Linked DNA regions of Homo sapiens: region 2 is linked to region 1. A link is a loop called in an ENCODE intact Hi-C map of the cell type or tissue named here. Cell type or tissue: Calu3. All regions are shown on one strand. Links, peaks and the distances in the headings refer to the core of each region. The heading gives the core; the rest is flanking DNA. Region 1 overlaps LRBA (LPS responsive beige-like anchor protein). Region 2 overlaps LRBA (LPS responsive beige-like anchor protein).

Evidence for each region. A loop is a pair of places that touch in the nucleus more often than their neighbours do. Peaks named below come from ENCODE experiments on the same cell type or tissue, not always from the same donor. Only the 100,000 strongest peaks of a DNase experiment are listed, where the experiment ranks them.
Region 2: it touches region 1 in a loop (2.1-fold over the local background); 5 of 110 quality-filtered maps call a loop at or near these places.

The regions. Positions count from the first base shown.
Region 1 is chr4:150,866,136-150,868,963 of GRCh38, reverse strand. It overlaps LRBA (LPS responsive beige-like anchor protein), which reads left to right. Exons shown (of 57, transcript NM_001364905.1): 21 at 659-782; 22 at 1,101-1,293. Among named protein-coding and RNA genes, the nearest start is that of LRBA, 150 kb to the left of the region's middle. In Calu3, for the core only: no CTCF peak of the experiment used is centred there; a DNase peak (open chromatin) is centred at 1,723.
Region 2 is chr4:150,816,261-150,819,088 of GRCh38, reverse strand. It overlaps LRBA (LPS responsive beige-like anchor protein), which reads left to right. Exons shown (of 57, transcript NM_001364905.1): 31 at 1,832-1,965. Among named protein-coding and RNA genes, the nearest start is that of LRBA, 200 kb to the left of the region's middle. In Calu3, for the core only: no CTCF peak of the experiment used is centred there; no DNase peak of the experiment used is centred there.

The sequences.
Region 1 (2,828 bases), core at 302-2,801:
TTTATTTTATTTCATTATTTTTTTTTGAGACAGAGTCTTGCTGTGTCGCTTAGGCTGGGGTGCAGTGGCACGATCTTGGCTCACTGCAGCCTCTGCCTCCTGGGTTCAAGCGATTCACCTGTCTCACCCTCCTGAGTAGCTGGGATTACAGGCACACGCCACCACACCTGGCTAATTTTTATATTTTTAGTAGAGATGGGGTTTTGCCATGTTGGCCAGGCCGCTCTCGAACTCCTGACCTCAAGTGATCCACCCACCTCAGCTTCCCAAAATGTTGGAATTACAGGCGTGAGCCACCTCGCCCGGCCTGCTTGTTTTTAAGATCAACTTTACTATTTGGTATATCTCAGAGAGAGTAAGCAGTTTCACTGACATTTAATTCATTTATAATTTAACTTGTTTTATTTTAACCTTTTAAAGTTCAGCTTTATTTTTGCACATTTGAATCATGAAAGAAATTTCCTTTCATATTTATAAATGCTTTCTAATGAATGTATTGTCATTTCTTTCCAGAGGTGATTTTTTTTAATAACAGAAGAGGATGTTTTTGGTAGACATTTGTGTTAGGGAAACTAAAGAAATTGCAATAGATGGATGACCTTCTATCATGAGTTTTTTGTTGAGTTTGGTTTTTACTTATTTATAAACTGTCTTACAGAGATACTAAAAGTAATTGCGACCCTACTTCGAAATTCTCCCCAGTGCCCAGAGAGCATGGAGGTTCGCAGAGCCTTTCTTTCTGACATGATTAAACTTTTTAATAACAGTAGAGAAAACAGGAGGTAAGCTGAATCAGAAAGCATTTATTTGCAGTATTCAAATGTACTTTTGTATAAGCCCATTTTATCTAAGAAAAATTGCTTTAAAAATACTGTGAAATGATTTTTCTATTTTTTTTATTAAGAGTATGTAAATAATGTACCACATAGTTAAGTTAGAATTTTTAGTACCACATTGTCGAATTGTTCTTAATGTATAACTAAATGTGTTTCTTTTTCGGGGGGAAAGGGAGGGGCAGGGTTATTTTGTTTTAAACCTTTAGATTTATTTTAGATAATTTTTTTTTCTTCAGTAATTTAGTACCCTCTCATAATTTTCAGGAGCTTGCTACAATGCTCTGTGTGGCAAGAATGGATGCTTTCTCTCTGCTATTTTAATCCTAAGAATTCAGATGAGCAAAAGATAACAGAAATGGTATACGCCATATTCAGAATCCTGCTTTACCATGCAGTCAAATATGAGTGGGGTGGCTGGCGTGTATGGGTAGACACTTTATCAATCACTCATTCAAAGGTAAGTTTCTTTATGAAAGCGTATTGTAGCATTTTAAATATCTATAATTTTTGAATTTTAGTCATTTAAAAAATTTCGATACTTAAAATCAAGGAAAAAAGGCAAGTTATCTTCTGAAAGTACAGCAAAATGAAAGCTCAAAAAGATTATCAATAGAAATAAAGCATTTGTAATTTCTTTAGAATCAAAATAATTTTTTCTAATGTTGTTTTTACATGTACTTATCTTTATAATGGTAAATCTATTGCCACAGCATAAAGGAATTTATACTAGGGTGCTGAAAAAGTAGTTGCGGCAAAAACTGCAATTATTTTTGCACCAACCTAATATTTTTTTTCGAGGAAGCCCTGTTTACAAACATGGGTCTCAGAATTTTATATGAGTTAAAAGCTTTTGAACACAAGGTGGCGCACTATATTCAAAGATGAACAGTTGTTTTAGCAACGTAAGGTGGATGAGTAAACAGAAAAGCTCTGGGTGATGTCTGCCCTGTGCTAATCTTACAGGTAGCTAAAAACTGGGTTTGGAAGAATGTAGTTTTTTTTTTTTTTTTTTTTTAAATTAAGCCAAAGTAAGTTTAGTTATTTATATATAGCTTAAATTCTTTTTTGAAATACTCTAAGCATACAAAAAGGATCACTGTTTATGAAATTGGGTTACTCCTCTATAATTGCTTTGTCTCCTCTTCTTCGCCTGACCCCCAACACCACTAGCTTTTATTTGGTGTTGTCTTTTGTCTTTTCTATACCTTTACTACGTGTATATAACTCTAAACAATAAAGAGTTTTATTTTTTATGTTTGCACTTAAGGTAAATGTGGCATACTGAATGCATTTTTTTGTTAATTACTGTTTGTGCTTATTACTGTTTGAGATTCATCCACATTGACCCATATAGTTTTGTTCATTTTCTCAATTGTAATGTATTGCATGACATGACTATTTATTTACCAATTAATTAGCATTTTCGTATACATTTTGTGCTTGTTCAAGAATTTTCTGCATATATTCCTAGAAGTAGAATTGCTGACTTATAAGGTGAAAATGTTGAACTTTACAAGATAATGCAAATTCTTTTCCAAAGTATCGTATTCCAATACAATACAGTATTCTAAAGTAGTGTATCAGTTTACATATCACCAGCAGTGTTTAAGTTCTCATTGCTTCACATCACCTAATCACGTGGTATGGCTGGAGTTTAAAAATTTGTCACTTTGATGAATTTAAAATGCTACATCACCATAATCTTGATCTGTGTTTTCTTGTTGTTTTGTGGGAGTTCTTTATGTAGTCTCATTCTTAATCCTTTGCTAGCTATGTTGTTTATGAACATCTTCTGCCAATATGTGGATTATCTAACTATTTTTGGAGTTTTATGTTTGTACCTTCTGAGGAAAATTTACATTTCAAGTAATTAATGCATTAAAATCTATTAGTTTCATTTACGGTGTATGTTTTTTGAATTTTAAGAACTTTTTCATTACTCAGAAGGAATACTGTATAATTATATAGCTATTTATTTAATAAAAAATTGAC
Region 2 (2,828 bases), core at 92-2,591, 50 kb after region 1:
TTGTTACCTTTTATTGCTGAATAATATTCCATTCTAGAAGCATAGCACCATTAAAAATTTACTATATCTGCATAAAGGACATTTGGGCTATTTCCAGTTTTTGACTATTATAAATAAAGCCTGTATGACCATTACTGTATACATGTTTTGTGGACATAAGCTTTCTTGAGGAAATTCCTAGAAGTGGAATTGTTGAGTCATAGCATAGATGGGTATATATCTTACATTTTGATTATAGAAAAAGCAATTGCACTTTTCTAAGTATTCTTTTCTATTGCTCAATTCAGTCCCTACTTACAGTATGAGTAAACTAGATCTTGCTGGTTCTTTCTTTTGTGAACAAATGTGAAAGTAAATTCTTCATATTTCTCCTCCCTCCCCTGCAAAAACATTGGTAGAAGACAGTGATTTTCTTAAGCAATGGGTTTTAAATTTCTCCCTCCAGTAGGAAATACAAAAATTACATTTTGCGTTGTTTTTGAAGGTACCACTAATACATACGTACACACACACATTCGTGCACGCACACACACACACACACACACACACACACACAGACATTCGTCATATCTACTCCCCCTTAAGTCAATAATCTTCATCTGATATAAGCTGCTGTGATTTAAGCACACCATTTTGGATTGGGGGCTCAGGTGGCTGTTGCTTCTATTTTTTAGTGTATAGTTAACATTGGCAGTCACCCTTATAATGATGTGACACCAGCTACCCTGAAGTACATTGAATAAGCCATGCCTAGCACAAGAGACCTTGATTTAATTGGCAACAGTGTTTGCCCTCACATGATAGGCACTGAGGTAAAACGAAACCTATTTTGCTTTGTGTGTGTGTTTTTAAAAATAACTACAAAAATGTATTATTAAAATATTGGAATTACATAATTTTCACTTTTGAATGCATGTATAGGGATCAAATACCTAAGTTACTTTGTTTAGAAGCTGAATACTTTAAAGCTATTAAGGGAATACTTGAAGCTCGCAGTTATAGTACTGTCAACAAAAGATGTGATTAAATAAATTGAATGTTGAAGACTTTGGGCTTATGGTTAACACCAGGTAATTAAAAGTAAGCACTGCTGTGGGAGTGCATTATATATCAGCTGTCCTCTTTACCTCATTAACTGAGTTTTTGCATGTTTATGGAGCCAACTTCAATTAAAAATGCCTTTTAAGTTATGCCTAACAAGGTCTTTTACTTACTGTTTGGTATAAAGTATTACATTTTAATTGAAATTGGTATATCATAAATACCTGTGTTTGAATAATATACAAGATAAAGAACTTTGACTATTTGATATTTTTGCGTATGGTTTTTATTCCTATGCATTGCTTTTTTATATATTATCAAAAGATATAGTCTTTGGGGTTTAAAAATGAAAAACTGGGTTGTATACATGTTAGCAAATTGCTTATATCTGCTTTTTTTTTTTAAGCTTATAAGATTTCTAAGGTTTTATTATTTCAGATTAGCAGTGCTTTACAATTCTTGTGGAAACGTTGAATTTTCTGCTTTAATACTTTTGGTTATATTTTATTTGTTAGATAATTAAGATGATCCTAAATTTTAAAAATACTATGTGGTAAATATAAGCTTAAATGTTAAATAGATTATTATATTTTCATAGTGAAATGCAGATAAATATGGACAGTATTGAAGATATTTCATGTTGGGTGAAAAGTCTAAATTGTACATCAAATAGAAATAAGAAAGAAAATTAGAAAAATAAGTTAGCTACCTAGTTTCTGTTTTGAAATTCATGTAATTAATTCAAGAGATCAATTTGTATCTTTCAGTCTGTTTACTTTCTTTATTACAGAAGTGTCATTGTTGCAGCAAAAAAGTCAGCAGTCTCACCTTCCACCTTTAATACAAGCATACCTACCAATGCTGTCAGTGTGGTTTCCTCAGTAGATTCAGCCCAAGCCTCAGATATGGGAGGAGAATCACCAGGTGAGTTAGTTATCAGTGATTTCAACAAAAATGTTTTTAGATCTCATTTTAGCAACGCTTAAGATTTTTGATTAACTTAAAATTTGGGGGCACATTAGAAACCATTGTACTTTTATACTGTTGATTGTTTACTACTTTTCTGAATAAATTTGAGTAAAATTAAAAGAAATTAAGTCAAGGATTTCACTATTTTCTCCACTCAAACCTAGTAGTGTGTGGTAGATTAGATGCTGCTAGTTGGGTAGATGAGTGCATGGATGAATGATAGATTCATAAAAATATTTTTTTCCTTTATTTTCTTTCCCTGCACTTAAGAAGATGTATATAGATAGTGGCCTAAATAAGAAAGTCTTGTTGACATGTAATCTTTTAATGTGGTTACTGGTTGTCAAATATTTTGGACTGTACAAAAAAAAAATATTTATATAGTGTCCAATACTTTGTTTTTTTTGGCATATTTTTTTGAATTAGAGGCTTGGAAAGGAATGCTGCTCTGAAGTGTAGCATCATTCTAACAATGGTCATACTGGTTCATTTCCTCCTATAGCACTTTTATTTTTGTCCATCTCTCCTTCTACATTCTTTCCATGTTTAAAAGCATATATATGGATAAAAAATTATTTCCATGTATAAAAGCATATATATGGATGCAAGATCCTATACATTGATGGGAAGCTTAATGGTGATACTGGGTAAACTTGAATAATGTGAAGAATGTGCAGTATTAAAATGACCAAGTATAACAAAAGGGATGTTACTGTATCAGTGGTTTTCTTCTGGATATTTTGCTGTTTCTTAAAGTTAATAACAAGATATTGTACCTACCAAAACACTCATCTTATGATTCTAGGTTGAGATTGACG